Regions from separate parts of the Mus musculus genome. Here region 2 is linked to region 1. A link is a loop called in an ENCODE intact Hi-C map of the cell type or tissue named here. Cell type or tissue: left cerebral cortex. All regions are shown on one strand.

What was found. Peaks named below come from ENCODE experiments on the same cell type or tissue, not always from the same donor. Only the 100,000 strongest peaks of a DNase experiment are listed, where the experiment ranks them.
Region 2: it touches region 1 in a loop (12-fold over the local background); 19 of 42 quality-filtered maps call a loop at or near these places.

The regions. Positions count from the first base shown.
Region 1 is chr5:116,119,538-116,127,537 of GRCm38, reverse strand. Ccdc60 (coiled-coil domain containing 60) reads left to right here. Exons shown (of 14, transcript NM_177759.3): 14 at 1,361-1,957. The coding sequence ends at 1,462. C330018A13Rik (RIKEN cDNA C330018A13 gene) reads right to left here and starts at 3,924. Exons shown (of 2, transcript NR_153384.1): 1 at 3,711-3,924. In left cerebral cortex, a CTCF peak has its summit at 4,021 (motif pointing left); a DNase peak (open chromatin) is centred at 3,987; H3K4me3 peaks cover 880 bases; H3K27ac peaks cover 298 bases.
Region 2 is chr5:116,471,220-116,479,219 of GRCm38, reverse strand. Srrm4 (serine/arginine repetitive matrix 4) reads left to right here. Exons shown (of 13, transcript NM_026886.3): 3 at 2,075-2,161; 4 at 3,973-4,044; 5 at 6,687-6,713; 6 at 7,928-7,978. Among named protein-coding and RNA genes, the nearest start is that of Srrm4os, 36 kb to the right of the region's middle. In left cerebral cortex, a CTCF peak has its summit at 3,021 (motif pointing right); DNase peaks (open chromatin) are centred at 3,049 and 6,642.

The DNA of each region.
Region 1 (8,000 bases):
TCAAAGAAGCAGGCTCTGGTGCCAGTGGAGGAATGGACTTGCCAGCCGAAGTGAGGGCAAGATGGCAGAGAGAGGGGCTTCCTTCTTCCGTGTCCTCTGTATCTGCTGCCGGCAGGAAGGTGTGGGTGACCCAAATCAAAGGTATTATTAACTTCCCACATCTAAAGATCCAGATTAAAAGTGGATTTTTCCCCCACTTCAAACGATTTAATTAAGAAAACTTCCCCCACACGGGTAAACCCCAGCAGCTTGGGGTTTAGTTAATTTCAGAGGTAGCCAACTTGACAACCAAGAAGAGAGACCACAGCAGATTTGAGTGGTTTTGGTTTTCTCTCTCTCTCTCTCTCTCTCTCTCTCTCTCTCTCTCGATTTATTTTTGTTGTACATGTATACTCACTTTGCCTGTGTGCACATAGAAGCACCACAAGTGTACTTGATGCCCGTCAAAACCAGAAGAGGGCACCAGATCCCCCAGGGATGCCCCCCCCCCCCCCCCCCCGCCTGTAATGGATCAGAAAAGCAGCCCAACAAACAGCAGCCATGATGGGTATTGGTACAAGTCTGGTTTCTGCCTTAGAGCCTCTTTCAGTCCTAGCTACAGAGCTGGCTGTCATCGCTTGCCTTACCCTGTCCATGTTTTGGCCCGTGTCACAACTCACTCGAGAAATAGCTGTTTCTACGCATAGTAAGCGAAACTGACAGTTCAAACAACACTTTTCTTGAGTCTTGTGAAAAGGATCAGTTTCCATGGTGGCTCTCAACAAGCCCTTGTCTCCCTGAACCGCCCTGCGCTGGACATTCATTAGCCCCTGGAGCAAACCCACTGTCTCTGTTGAATTCAAATAAGAACATCAAAGGGCTATGGAGATGGCTCCACAGTTAAGATCACCGGCTGCTCCCCATATGCTCATTCACAACCACCTGTCGCTCCATTTTCAGGGTATCCGATGCCCTTTCCCGGCCTCCACAGGCACACACAGACACACATATAAAATGAAAAATAATTTTTTTTTCCAAAAAGAAACTCATATCTGTCCTCCGACTAACATAGATTTCCACAGTATAAAATAAACATCAGGGCACAAGTCACTACCAAACATGTAAATCAAGGACCGTGGCATTAAAAACATTGTATCACGTAGCCATCAGTCTGTATTATGTATTCTAACAGTGATGCAAAGAAACTCTCAGTTACTTTTGCACCAACCTAAAGATGAGTGTCTGAGTCATGGGGGGGTCAGGGGAGGGGGGAATCCTGGATCTCACAAAGGTTTCTGGGATGTCAAGGAGAGGTTGGGAGTGGCAGTCTAGTCTGGCTCTCAAACCAGACTCTGAGATTAACACTGTGTTTACCCCACAGTTTGTGAGAGAACACATTATTCATATGCCCCAGGAAGACTACATCAACTGGCTACAGAGCCGAGTCAACATTCCCTTCCGGCAGCGCACCATCCTGACATAGAGGGGCCCAGTCCCCGTGGAGGAAAGCAAGCCAGCACCACATCCCTAAGCCCAGCCTGTGCCCGTAGCCTCCTCTCTTCTCTCCTGGACACACGGCATGGAGCAGTGAGATCAGCTGAAGACACTTCTAACAATATGACTGTCTGGAGAGGGTGGTCCCAGGTGGCCCTCCCCTCCCCCACCAGGCTCCCTACCTCCGCTCACTGTCCAATGTGGACTCTTGTTTTCTCTCCCAGACTCTTGTCACCATTCCCCTTCCCCGAAAGCCCTGGATAATAAATCTAACCTGGATGTTTGACATCTTCCCAAGGAAGAATTCAAGGTGTGGCATTTGGGTGCGGCAATCAGATCTTAGGAGAACAAGCTATCATTTGTGAGCTTTTGTAAATTCGACAACCTAGTGCCATGTGTTTTGCCTGCGTAATGTAATTATTTATATTGGCATATGACATTCCTGAGTACATACAGATGAATAAATGAATGGATAAAGAGATGGATAAATAGGTAGTAGTATAGGCAGATGGGTGGGTGGATAAGTGGATGCGTAGAGAGATGGATAACTGGATGGGTGGATAGATGAATGAATGAATGAATGAATGAATGGGCAGATGAATGAGTGGGTGGATGAATGAATGCATGCATGAATGGGTGGATGGATGAATGAATGAATGAATGGGTGGATGGATGAATGAACAGGTAGAGTATAGATTCAGGGACAGATGAATGGTTAACTGCGATGCACATAAAGAAATGGCATGTATGTGTGCACACGTGTACATTCATGCTGTGCATGGGCACATGTGGAAGGCAGAGGTTGACATCAGGATACCTTCTGATAAAATGAGAAGTGAGAGGAGAGAACGGAGCCCTGAGGACAGACAGACAGACTCACAGACGCACCACTGACTGATAGGTTGCTCCCTTCTACACAGTGTGGAATGGATTATCTGGTTCCAGCTCCACAGCCCCCACGGTCCCCACAGCCTCCACGGCCCCCACGGCCCCCACGCACTGGCTTTTTGCTGTTCTGCAAACAAGGAGACAGAGGCTCGAAAGGATTCTTCCACTCTTTTTAAATTTAAATTACATTTATGTTTTGCTTGTATAAGGTTGTGTGTATAGATGTGTGTGCATATGTTTGTGTGTGCACATGCATGCCTGCATGTGTGTGTGCATTTGTGCATGTGTGAGCATGTGTTTGTGCATGTGTTTATGCGTGTGTGCGTGCCTGTGTGTGTGTGTGTGTGTGTGTGTGTGTGTACATACACATAGGCCAGAGGTGAACATTGAGTGGCCTTCTACCACTCTGTCTTTTTCGTGTGCTGCTAGGATAAAAACTACTCTACCCTGCCAGGGATGGTAGTGGACACCTTTAATTCCAGGCCAGCCAGAGCTATGCAGTGAGATCCAGGCTCAAAAAAAAAAAAAAAAAAAAAGACAAAAAAAGAATAAATAAAACGCTGACTAAAAGCAACTTGGAGAGGAAAGGGATTTATTTGGCTTGCAGGGAACGGTCCATCATCATGAAAAAAGTCAAGATATTAACTCTAGGCAGACACTGAAGCACGGGCCATGGAGGAACTCTGCCCACTGGCTTGCTCTTTATAAATCACTCAGCTAGCTTTCTGCTGCAGCCTCGGACCACCTGCCTGGGGACAGCACCCTCACAATGGATTGGGTGCAATCCCCCACAGACATGCCTGGGGTTACAGTGGTGAGAGGGACTCCTCAGCTCCGTCTCCCTTCTCCCAGGGCTGTTCAGGTTTGTGTCAAGTTGACAAACACCATAGCATGCTTCACATTTAATATTTTGAGACAGGGTCTCTCACTGCACCCGGGGTTTGTGGATTCAGCTAGGCTGGCTGGCTATCAGGCTTCTAAGCGCGCCTGTGTCTGCCTCCCAATGCCGGAGTCTGTGGCACATGTTCCCCACCCTGGCTTTTTGACATGGGTGAAAGGAGCTGGACTCAGACCCTCACGCTTACACAGTACTGACTCCCCAGACCCTGAACTTATTTGTAACTGATTCCTAACTACATAAAAAAATTGAAACTGTGCATACTGTGCTGGGTGATTTTTATGTGTACGTGGTACTGTGTTCAATCACAAGCAAACACAGCTCACTCCTCAAATGGTTTATCATTTATAATAAAAATGTCCCAAACCCTTCCTTCCCTGTTGTCTTTTTAAGCAAACTGGGTCATCTGTAGCTACGGCTGTCCTGAGTGTGCCACCCTAGAACTCCGTACCTTCATCCAGCTTTGGATCAGAACAGAGCCCTTTGGTCCACCTTGCCCAACTGTGGTTGGCGCTTGAAGTCTGGTCTCCCTGATGTTCACCGCATCTCTCTGAGGGAAAATGGAGCATTACTTTATTTATAATCCCCATTTTTTTTTAATTAAGCATACAAAGACACCGACGATCTGTGGCAGAGCAGAGTCTAGAATGAGGTCTGTCTAGGACAGGAAATAGCCTGAAATCACAAGACTTTCTGCTTCCTCCACGCCAGACTCCAGCTCGGTCGGTCTATTGCTCGTAACTATGGCGCCATCTAGTGGCAACTCTTAGCACCACTCTCACCATGCCCTTGAGCGAAACCTAAGGGTCTTGCCCAAAAGGGAAGGCAGAGACTGTCAACAACAGTAACAAGTCCTACATGCTCAGACAAGGAAGACGGTTTGTTACTGAAACATGACCCGGAGCAAAGAGCAGCAACACAAGCATCATCTCCAGTCTCTTGGGCTTCAAGAGCCCCAGGGAGAAATCTTTTTGGAGTGAACAGCTTCATCAGAATCCGAGAGAACAGCAACAATGTATCTGGTCCCCAAAGTTGCCATCCCGCTAGACTTCACAAGCCATCTACGTTGCTGCTGCGATGGAACTGTATCTTCCCTAGAGAAACACTTCCAGTAGATATCGGTGGAACTTTCTGTTTATACAAACAGTTCTTTTGTTGTTTATTTGGTTTTGAAGCCCAGCGTTGTGGGAGCGGATCTTGAACTTGCTTATGTATCTGAGGCTGGCTTTGAACTCCTGAATCTCCTGCCTCTATCTCCCAAGCACTGGAATCACAGGTGTGTGTACCACTATGCCTAGTTACATAGCCCTTATTTTTTTAAAAAAAATCCTATAAAAAGCAAACCACAGGACATATTTAGGCTAAGAAGTCAGAGTTTGGGGACACCTGCTTGAGGGTGAGTTTAAAGAAGACGAGTTTCTATTCTTTCCAAAAGAACACACTGGGAGAGCTGATGAAGTGAGATAACTTCAGCATCTCTTTAGATATTTAGAAAACGACAATGGCTATCTTTTCATGGGAAGAGAACAGGTGCCCCCGGGGATCAGGGGGGCTTCACTGGTGTGAACTAGATAGCATGCATCCCTCCCATGCTCAGACCTTCTCTCACCGAGAGCACAGCTACAATGTAGCCAGCATCGTGGGGCCTTCCCAGAGATATCCCATCAAGCACCAGCAAGGGACGATGATGTACGAGAGAGCCAGCAGGCTGTCTGTGTGTGCCGCATGCCAGGTGTTGCAATAAACCAGTGGTTCTCAAGCTTCCTAAAGCTGTGACCCTTTAATGCAGTTCCTCATGTTGGGGTGACCCTCTTCCCCCAATCATAAAATTCTTTTCAGTGTTACTTTGTTATTGCAATGTGCCTCAGGTACAAATTAGTTCATGGATTCTGCTACTGTTAAGGAATTGTGATGTGCATATCTAACATGCAGGATATCTGATATGTGCCCCCTTTACACCCCCACCCCGTGAAATGGTCGCGTGACCCTTAAAAGGGGCCACACTCACAGGTTAGAAACCACTGGGTTAGAATTAGAGTGGAGGACATACTAAGTGCAAATGACTTCATGAGACAGAGACATCTTCAGCCCCCAAAGTCCCCAAGAATCTCGACATAGATATGATAAGGAAGAACGGGCTGTCAGAGATTTACAGTACTGGTTTTAAGGTGTTGGGGACCAGCAAGATGGATTAAGGGGCTTGCCGCCAAGACTGGTGGCCTGAGTTCAATCCTCAGAATCTATACATGGTAAAAGAGGAGAACTGACTTTCAAAAGCTGGTCTCTGGCCTCTGTGGATATATGCATACACACACACACAGCACACGCGCACTAAAATGTAATCTTAAAAGGTTATGTATTGAAGGGAACAGCTATGGAAAGAAAGTAAAAATTGCCCATAACGAATGGACAAATTCTGGAGGTAGAGTGGCCTACAAGATAGAGGGCTGAGATGAGGTATGTGGGGGGCAGGCAAGTTCTGACCGTTCATACAGCATTTGAGCCTGGGAGACATAGCTAGCGCACTCTACGCCATGTGAGAGATGGCCCTTCTCTTGCAAGAGCCTGAAAAGAACTCCACAGTGCTGCTTCAGTGTGGTAATCGTGGTAAAAGTCCAGATCTCGGTGGTGCTCCCATTCTCTGCACAGCCTCCAAGGGCAACACGCGTGTCAGGTGTGGAGACCACTAAAGAGGCCACGAGGACCCAATGTGCAGCATCCAGCTCGTGGCAGGATCTTGGTGCACATTAGAGATGGCAGCGGCGAGAGCGGGCCAGGGAATGGAGTGTGCACAGTCAGTCCACAGTGCCCCAATCTTGCATGGTGAGGACGGCTCGGCAGTCACTGTCTCCGAGTGCATGCCTTAGTGTCTGACTCTGGCTCACTGCACCCTAAGTCCCCCAACTCCTCTCATCACTGCCTCTGAAAACATAAAGACTAACTGTAAAGCCAAAGTCACAGGCTCCCAACCTGGTGACAAGAAAAGACACATCTGGCCTTTGCAACTTTTCTTTTTTTTTTTTTTTCTTTTTTTCTTTTTTTAGAATTTCATGCGTACCGGGTTTACATTCTTTCCACCCACCCCTACCCCCTCCAACACCTTCTGTGGCCCCACTCACTCTCAAATTCATGATCTCCTATAGATAGATAGATAGATAGATAGATAGATAGATAGATACATACATACATACATACATACATACATACATACATATATACATAATGCATACATACATGCATAGATACTTAGATATATAGATACATAGATAAATACACACATATATACATACATATAAGAGATAGATAGATAGATACATACATGCATACATATGAGAGATAGATACATAGATACATAGGAGAGATACATACATATATACATACATACATACATACATACATACATACATACATACATAGGAGAGATAACTACATAGATACATAGATGATAAATGGGAGATATACATAATACATACATACATGCATGCATGCATACATACATACATGCATGCATACATACATACATACATACATACATACATGGATAGACAGATATAGATATATCTCCTGTCAAGTCAAGTTGGCATTGCTCATAGGTTTGTGTCTAAGGACAGAATAACCTCTCCCCTAGCAGGGGTTCATCATCCCTTGAGAAGGCTGATTCTTCTTCTCTCAGCAGCCATTGATGTGCCTGTAGCCCTTCACCCAGGGGCGAGCCTTGTGAAATCCACCCCCAATCCATATTGTCTTCCTGATTGCACTGGTCTTGTGCAGGTGACCCCTGCACATTGTTGAGATTTTATGTGTATCACTTTTGTGATAAAAACAATATTAGGCTCACAGATGAAGGACCATCTTACCCAAGCTGACAGCATCCCAAATCCCTATTCCATGAACAAAGAAACTGAGACATGTGGAGTAAACTTTTTCAAGATCACAGGCTGAGGGGGAGAGGCAAGGTTGGGAATGGAGAACAAGTGTTCAGAAGGCTACCCCAGAGGAGGCCCTGTTGGGCTATAGGAAGAAGAGACTGAAAGTCTCTACCAGAGTTGGGTCTAGACAGAGGCAGCAATGGAAAAAGTGAATGGGGGCCTGGAGTTGATCAGATTCTCTTTCGATTCTCCCCGTAAGCCTGTGATCTTGGAAAGGTTTACTCCTCATGCCTCCGTTCCTTCACTGGTGAAATGATGGAGTATGGGATGCTGTCAGCCTGGCTAAGATGGTCCTTTATCTAGGGTGCCTTCTCTGGGGGCGGTGCTTTTGGGAATGCTCCCCCTCCCTTTCCTTGGAAATCTTTCACTCTGTGGGCCTAATATTGTCCTTACCACGAAGAAGAAGAAGAAGAAGAAGAAGAAGAAGAAGAAGAAGAAGAAGAAGAAGAAGAAGAGGAAGAGGAAGAGGAAGAGGAAGAGGAAGAGGAAGAGGAAGAGGAAGAGGAAGAGGAAGAAGAGGAGGAAGAGGAGGAAGAGGAGGAAGAGGAGGAAGAGGAGGAAGAGGAGGAAGAGGAGGAAGAAGAGGAGGAAGAAAGAGGAGAAGAGGAAGAGGAGGAAGAGGAAGAGGAAGAGGAAAAGAGGAAGAGGAAGAAGAAGAAGAAGAAGAAGAAGAAGAAGAAGAAGAAGAAGAAGAAGAAGAAGAAGAAGAAGAAGAAGAAGAAGAAGAAGAAGAAAGGAGGAGGAGGAGGAAGGAAGGAAGGAAGGAAGGAAGGAAGGAAGGAAGGAAGGAAGGAAGGAAGGAGAAAAAAAAA
Region 2 (8,000 bases), 350 kb before region 1:
GAGACAAGACGGCTCAGCATGCAGCCAGGATCCTTCACCCATCACTTGGTCATCTGGCAAATGCTCAGATTCTTGCTGTGAGTCAAGTACTCTTTGGGGAAAGGAAGTTGAAAGTGTCCCACTGTGCTTCTAAAAGCAGCCAGTTCATTTGCTGGATAGTCTATTGTGCTTCACGCTTTATAGATGTCGGTGTAGATTCGGTAGCCAGGGATTTGATTCCTAGGATGTTTATTTTTTAACTTGTTGGAAGTGACTCTCTTAAATGTGTGTGTGTGTGTGTGTGTGTGTGTGTGTGTGTGTGTGTGTGTGTGTGCGCGCGCGCGCGCGCGCGCACTTATTGGTAGACCAGAGACCTTGTATACATTCCAATCCCTTACCACCCCTCCTGCCAACCCCAATGATCCAGACTCTTCAAGTGGAATTAAACATGACAGAGTTTTATGGTGTTTAATGAGTTGGGCCATTGCCATCGGACTGTCTGCCCAAATGGCTCTAGAAGGCAGCAGGGTTTTTGTGAGGCCACTCTCAGAGCAGGAAGCACACAGGTTCAAATCCCAGCTTAAGTGATTGCTGCCTGTGTGGCCACCGGTGAGTGAGCTCGACTTTCCTCACCTGTGAAATAAAATGACAAGAAGGGCAGAGAAGAGCTTTCTCAACCAAGTGTCCTGACTAGTAAGTATAAAGACCAGAGTTCAATCCCAGGGGCTGGATTTAAGAAACCAAAGACTGAGGTGCAGTGGCCCACCCTGTGATCCCAGCATTGGGGAACAGGAGACAGGAGGTCTCTGCCATTTGTCAGCCAGCCTCACCTACTTGGTGAGTTCCAGGCCAGTGAGAGTCCTGTCTCAAAACCATGGTGGTGACGGCTTCACAGAGCATCTTTCTCTGTGTATGCCCCCTCCCCCAGATAAATGCCTGTCCTCAACGGCTGATTCTGTCTGCTGCTGCTGTCTGTAGATTGGAGATTTCTCCACTACCATCTGTTGTGCTTGAGGTTTGTCCTGCCTTTTAGTTATTTAATCGGCAGAGAAAACGAACCGGATAAAGACCCCCCTAGACTGTGTTATGAGGACTTTGGAGGCAGAGGCACGGTAGAGCTCTGGTTTACATAGCAAGTTTCAGGACAGCCAGGTTTACAAAATGAGATCCTGTCTCAGAAAGAAAAAAAAAAAAAAGAAAAGAAGAAATAAAAGTTAGTGAAACAAACAAACAAACAAACCAGCGGTGATATCTGATGCACAAAACCCGAAGTTTCCCTCTGGCCTCCGTATGCCCTGCCTTCTAAATACTGTGTATCATGATATATAAAACTCTGTTTGTAATAAGCATACCAGTGCTGGTTTGGTTGCTACTAAAATAATAAGAAGACTCCTAGCTGTTCCAGTAAAGGTGAACTGGGCTCCCACACTTCTGTTCTCAAGCAATTTCAATCCGCAACCGTTTCTCTTTGCTATAGGATAGCGTTCTTCTTTTTCTTCTTTTTTTAATCCCGGGAGCCTGCCCCAATTATAAAAGGAGATAACTTGACTTCATTTAACTGCAGCCTGTGCGTTTGAATTTAATTGAACGGGAAATAATTATTCCTGAAGAGCAGTGGAGTTTTTTGAGGTTCTGCGAAGCGATGTAAGATATGTATCTTGTTACATTAGACCCGAGCAAATACACTTTTAATAATCGGCATCTACTTAATGCAGCTTCTGCCTCCTGAAATTTACAGCAGGAAGTATAGACGGGGTGGACTGGGAAGAGAGTGGGTTGGACTGCCAACTCATTATTTTTAAAGTGATTTATTTACCGAGGTGAACCATTTGCAAATTCAATAATAAATCTATTAAGGGGCAGTTAACCCCTATAAACCTTGTTTTAAATAATCAATTGGTGTTTGGGTAACTACAGTGTCTGTCTCATTAGGCATGCATTAAGTCTCTGAGACTTTTAATCTGAGGTGTGACCGAATCAGCCATGAGGTGACAATGAGATGTTCACCGTGGGTCCTGGGTCCTTTCCCTTTCTCTGGCTGTGACAGCCCAGGAGCCAACGGACTCTCTCATACCTGGCTTTTCCTTTCTCACAGTGCCTCTCAAGACAGAGACCCGACACCACCACCTTCCTCCAGGGGGAAAAAGAAAAAGAAGAAATCAACCAGGAAAAAGAGGAGGAGGTAAGGATCCTGACGAGAGATGAGATTTCAAAGACTCAGACAGGAGAAGAGACAGAAAAGGAGTAATAAGTCCAACTGTGACTCCACCTTGGGTTCAAATCCCTTCTCGGCCTCTTAGCTGCCTGTGGGACCTTAGACTTCACTTTTTGTGGCTTCTTTCTCCCACCTTCTTGTTAAAATGATAGTAATTTTGGACAGCCTCTTGGAATTTTCGAGAATTAGCTGAGAAAAGTCCCTGGGTATGGTGGCTCCTGCCTGTCATAGCACTTGGGAGTCTGAGGCAGGAGGATTGCTGTGAGTTTGAAGCCAGCCCGAGTCACATGGTGCATTCTAGGTCAGCCTGAGATACAAAGAGGAAAAGGCGGAGGGAAATATGGAGGCAGCTGACACGGTGTTTAGCAATCATGTATGACCAATTAATATGAAGCAGTTATTATAGCAGATGTTGAACTGGGATGGCTGTAGCGTATGGTGTGCAGGGGCTTGTGCGCAGCACCTTGGTACAACCTTTCTTTCGCTCCTGGCCTCACTCCGCAAGGGAAATATTATGCCCATTTCAGAGATGAATGATAAAGGCTCCCAGGATGGGATGACAGAATCTACCTTGGACTTTATTCCTAGGATTCTCTCTTGACCCAGGGTTAGTATCTCATATTACTACCAGCGCATGGCTCTTTTAGGCCTCGTGAATGTCTTGGTAGACACACGTCTTTTAATAAGTTTTTTATTTTTAAAAAATATTTCCGGATTCCCTTGTCAACTTCCAGTTTAAAAAAAAAAAAAAAAACCTGTGTAGAATTTAAGTTTGGCTACAGGGGATCGCACCAAATCTCCCGGGCGGTGTTTATAAACGCCTGCAGGGGGCAGCAGAGAGCAATGCTGAGCCGCTCAAACCTGGGCCCCAGGTTTGCAGGGGTTTCTCCATCATCTGCTTAGTTTAAGGACCGGCCCAGATGGGGCGAAGGGGGAGTGCGGTGACACCCAGTGACCCAGCCATTGTAAGGTAGGGGGTGGACTCGAGTTTCCCGATTTTCGAAGTGTGCAGAAGATAGAGGAGGAAACAGCGCACGCTGTGGAAAATTGGGGCTGCACTCTCTCAGAGGGAACCCCCCGCCCCCTCTGAGAGGCCACTGCTTGCTCTCCTCAGTCCTCACCTCTCCTAACTGTCTGCAGGAAGCCTGATTCCTACATCTACCCTCTTAAAGAGGCTCACACTGGACCTGAGTTTCAGCCTCTTGCTAGCCTGTTGGAGACAAGCTATGATTCCCTCAGGGGCCTGAGCCTGTAGGTCAGGCTGAGTCAACCCCATGGCCCCAGGGAGGGTAACTGTTTCCCAGGTGCCCCTTGGTGGCTTCACCCATGCTATGATGTTAGGGACACAGGCTTACCCCAGAGATAGCAGAGAACAGACCACGGAATACAGAAGAGGCAGAGGTTTTGGAGGAAAGCCACGGATGAGACCAAGAAAGCCCTTTAGATTGATTTAACTAAGAGGATAGCCATTGACTGATGCTGTTATAATGAACAAACCTCCGGGATAGAGAGAACTCTGTTTGAATCCCATACCATCCCTGTCTGGGCTGCGTGTCTTTGGGCAGATCACTTTACCTCTCTGAATCTCACTTTTTTTTGGGGGGGAGGGGGTCTGGAAAAGGAGAATAGCAATTATATCTACTTAAGTGTAGGGCACATAATATCCAACACAAATGCAAGCTACTATCAGTATGTGGGTTGGTCCTGTATATGGTCCCCCCCAAAAACTGAAGTATTATGAAGAAGGGACCCATGGAAATATGTCTGTCTCCCTGCAGGTCCCCGTCCTACAGCCCATCACCAGTCAAGAAGAAGAAGAAGAAAAGCTCCAAGAAACATAAGCGACACAGGTACTGTCTGTCCTTCCTCCTCTGCAGACAAGGATGCCCCAGGTGTGGCAGGGGTAAGGGGCCCAAAGACCACAGGAAGAACCTCAGGTCATCTCTACAGCATGCTCACATCATCTGTGTCTTAGCTCTGCCTTCAGTGTGAGTTGCGAGGAAGAACAGAGATCCATTAAAGCTAACTGGAACCAGAAAGCAGAGCTGGTTGGAAGAACTCAGGAAGGTTTGGGGACCAGCCAGGCCTAGAAGAGAGGCTGGAACAAGGAATGGCTAGCAGAGGGAGTCCAGGCAGTTCCTCCTGCTTCCTGGTCCTTGGGGGTGGGTGGTGTGTTCTGTCCGATTTCTGCCAATCACAGGCCAAGCCAGAAGCAGACGATAATGTCTTGATCACTATTTCAAAGCCCAGTTGTGTCCTAGAGGTAGGGTCATGTTGAAGAACCGGACATCCAGGGATCCTCACCTTGGGTGGGTAACAGAGGGAATCATGGAATTTGGGCCCTCAGACCTGGTGTTTGCTATACACACACGTGCATGCACACATGCACACACACACACACAATGCCCATATACACATGCACATACATGCTTAAACACACTCGAGTGTACTTGCACACACCTAGAGACATGCACACAAACACTCGAGACTGGGAGTCCACAAAGCCAGTGGGCCCAGCCAACGTGTTATAATTCAGAAGTTTTGCAGTACAAAACTTCCATGGTACCTTTCTTCTGCAAAGAAAGCCATGTTCCTGGAGCCCCTTCCTATGGTCCACCACTAGCGGCTCAGAGGAACCTTGTGTCCGTGGGGCCATCAGCCTTCTCTACCCTATACACGGCCTGAGCCTTTGCAGTTGGCTGTAGATTTTAGGGGAAGAACAGCTTGCGATTTATTCTAGTTTATTTACATCGTCTGATGTCACTGTAAGGTTTAATTGTGTGCAGTTATCAGAGGTCATTTGGGTTTCCCTCATCTTCAAATAAGAGTTTTCTCAGTCCAGGGGTTTTAGCCACAGCTCACCCTATGTTGCTAGAATGTCCTCAAATGTAGTTTGGTCCCACTGGCTACCACCCATTCATAGTTTCCAGTTAAGATGAGATTGTGGGTGATTGGTGACATGTGGTTGATTTAGAGTCATAAGTCATTCCCACCACAGAGCCTGATGCTAAGGCAAGGACATGCCCTTGAGTATAGACAGATGCTTGTCACCTGCCTTTGCTGAGCAGCTGGTGCCAGTGTTCGGGACTTTCCCACACCTGGATCCTGAAAGCCAGGTGGCTTCTCACTCAAGGCCTGTAATCCAGCCACTTATGAGGCCCAGGCAAGAAGGTCACAAGTTCAAGACCAGCCTGGTCAATTTAGTGAGACTCTGGAGAGAGAAGAGGGTGGGGAGAAATGAGAATGAATACTCTGGCCCACCCTAAAGCCCCCTTCTGGGCGCCTCCCCCACCACCAGCCCATCTTCTCCAAGTCTGTGTTCATGAGATGTTTGGTTAACAACAGTTGATGACCTTGGAGATGATCGTGAACTTAGTAGACATGTTGAGCCTTTCCTTCCCTTGATGTCAGAGTGTGAGACCTTTCATAAACACTTCACTTTGACCTCAATTGCTACTCAAGATTCTGAGCCCCAGAAACAAAATAGTGAGCAAAATCCAGGTGCCGCTCTCAAATGGTTCCCAACCACTGGGTCAGTGGTGAGTATTGGGTAAAGAGGTCTGCACCCCACTAAGGGTGAACTGCTGGACTCAGAACCTGCTGTAGACTGCTGTGGGAGGGCAGTAGAAGGGGGGCCTGGGGGAGGGAGAAGCACAGAGGTGACCAGACAATGAGTTTTGAGCATCACTGCCCTCCATAGTGTGCCACAGGATGGACAGAATGAGGTTGTACATCCTGAGAGCTTAGTACAGAGCCTGATGCAGGGCTGGGGTTCTGTATGTGGAGGAGCAGAAGGATGAGGGTGGGGAAGGAGCAGGAAGAGGAGGGAGAGGGGGAGGAGGGAGAAGAGGAGGAAGAACAGGGGAAAGAGCAGGAGAAAAGGAACGGGGAGGAGCAGGGGGAGGAGGGAGAGAGGGAGAAGCAAGGGGAGAAGGGGAGGAGAAGGAAGAACAGGGCAAAGAGCAGGAGGAAAGAAACAGGGAGGAGCAAGGGGAGGAGGGAAAGAGGGAGAAGCAAGGGGAGGAGGGGGGGAGAAAGGGGGAGGAGGGAGAGAGGAAGGAGGAGGAGGAGGAGGGAAAGGGTGATGAGAATGGGAAGGAGGGAGGGGGAGAGGAGCAACAGGAGGAGGAAGACTAGAATGAGGAAGAGGGGAAATCTACAATTACGGGGAGGGATGGGAGGACTAAGGAGCACTGCACACTTTCCCATGCCCTTCCAGTCCAACTTTCCTGGAGAAGCTTGCTGACAATTTTTTTATGAGCATTAACCGGCAGCTCAGTATGGAAGGCCACATTTCCCAGGGGGGCTTCATGCTCTTCAAAACCTGATGGGGAGGAGGTTGGCAAGGACTTCTACGTCCCGCAAACCCCATCACACTAAAGTGTTATCCTGGAAGAGATACTCACATGTGTTTATTCTCTCTTCCCGCCACTCCTCCCACTACTCCCCCCTTCCTTCTGTCTTTCCTCCCCCTCTCTTCCCTTTGAATCAGGTCTTTCTCCAAGAAAAGGAGACACAGGTAAGACTCTGGCTGCTTCTGGTTGCATGCTCAGCCTTCTGAGCATTGCGGGCTCTGGGTAGCTGCCGGGGTGGGCTCCCAGCTTCCATCCCCATGTTCCATCCCCTTGGGCTTCAGGGGCCTCAGTTCCCTCAGCAATGAGAGCCCCTATTGATTTTCCAGATCATTTATAGCCAGCTCTGAACTTCCATGGGATTCTGTATTACTCCTGGCACGAGCTCTACCTAGACATTGGAAGTCAAGGCCCTTGGGAGACACAAGTCCCATTTATCCATCGTAACTTCCTTACACTGTAGAGCAGTGTGCATGCTTATGGTTCCCATTTGACAGATGGAGAAACTGAGACTAAGACAAAAGAGACCAGGACCACGGCCAAAATTCAAAGCCAAATCTGTCAGAGAGGGGATGTATACAGGCAATGGGGGCTTCTTCCATAACAATAGATACATCAGAGAGAGCAAAGCCACTTGTCTGATGTCACATGAGCAGCAGAGGCAGGACTCAAGATTGGTGGGGTACCACTAGATGAAATGAAGGCACACATCCCCTTCCACAGCCTCAGTAAGCAGCAATGAGGTCCAGTGAACGTGTGAAGCCAGTCTGGCTTGAGCTAGCAGGCTCACTTTCCTGGGCTTCTGCTGGTCTACACTGGGATCCTGGCTTGTCTCATTCTGTCCACGCTCCAGGGCTCTGGTACTTAAGTATTCGTGGGCAGAGTGTTTCATAATCTACCAAACCCCATCTGCCTTTGTCTATCTCTGTGGTGATTCTATTCCCTCTTAACCTGATTGGCCAGCAGTCACAAGAGACCCTGGTCTGGGCCACACCCCAGCTCAGCTGTGTGATCCTGCCCAAGTGTCTCAGCCCATCAGATGTTTAAATTCTACGTCTCTAAAATGGGTTCTTACAAGCTGTGCCTCCACCTGTAGGTAGTGGAACAATACAGTGAGGCTATTCACAATAGTCTTTAGCACGGAGCCTGATGCATACCAAGGCCTCAGCATGGCAGATACTGCTGCTGTGACCTTCGTGACCATCACTGTGAACCTCCTCTCACATGCTCTTCTCATCACTGGGGCATGAGCCAGGAACCCTGGCCTAACTCACTTTGTGAAGAGGCTGCCATTTGAACAGCCTGCCTATGTTTAGTCTTGAGCAGCGTTTTGGTGCTTATTTGTCCTTATCATTCCATTAACTGGCCGTTTCTCATTTAGCTCCTGTAGCCCTAAAAGCAAAAGACGGGAAGAGAAGAGGCACAAAAAACAGTGAGTACCCGGACACCCCTGG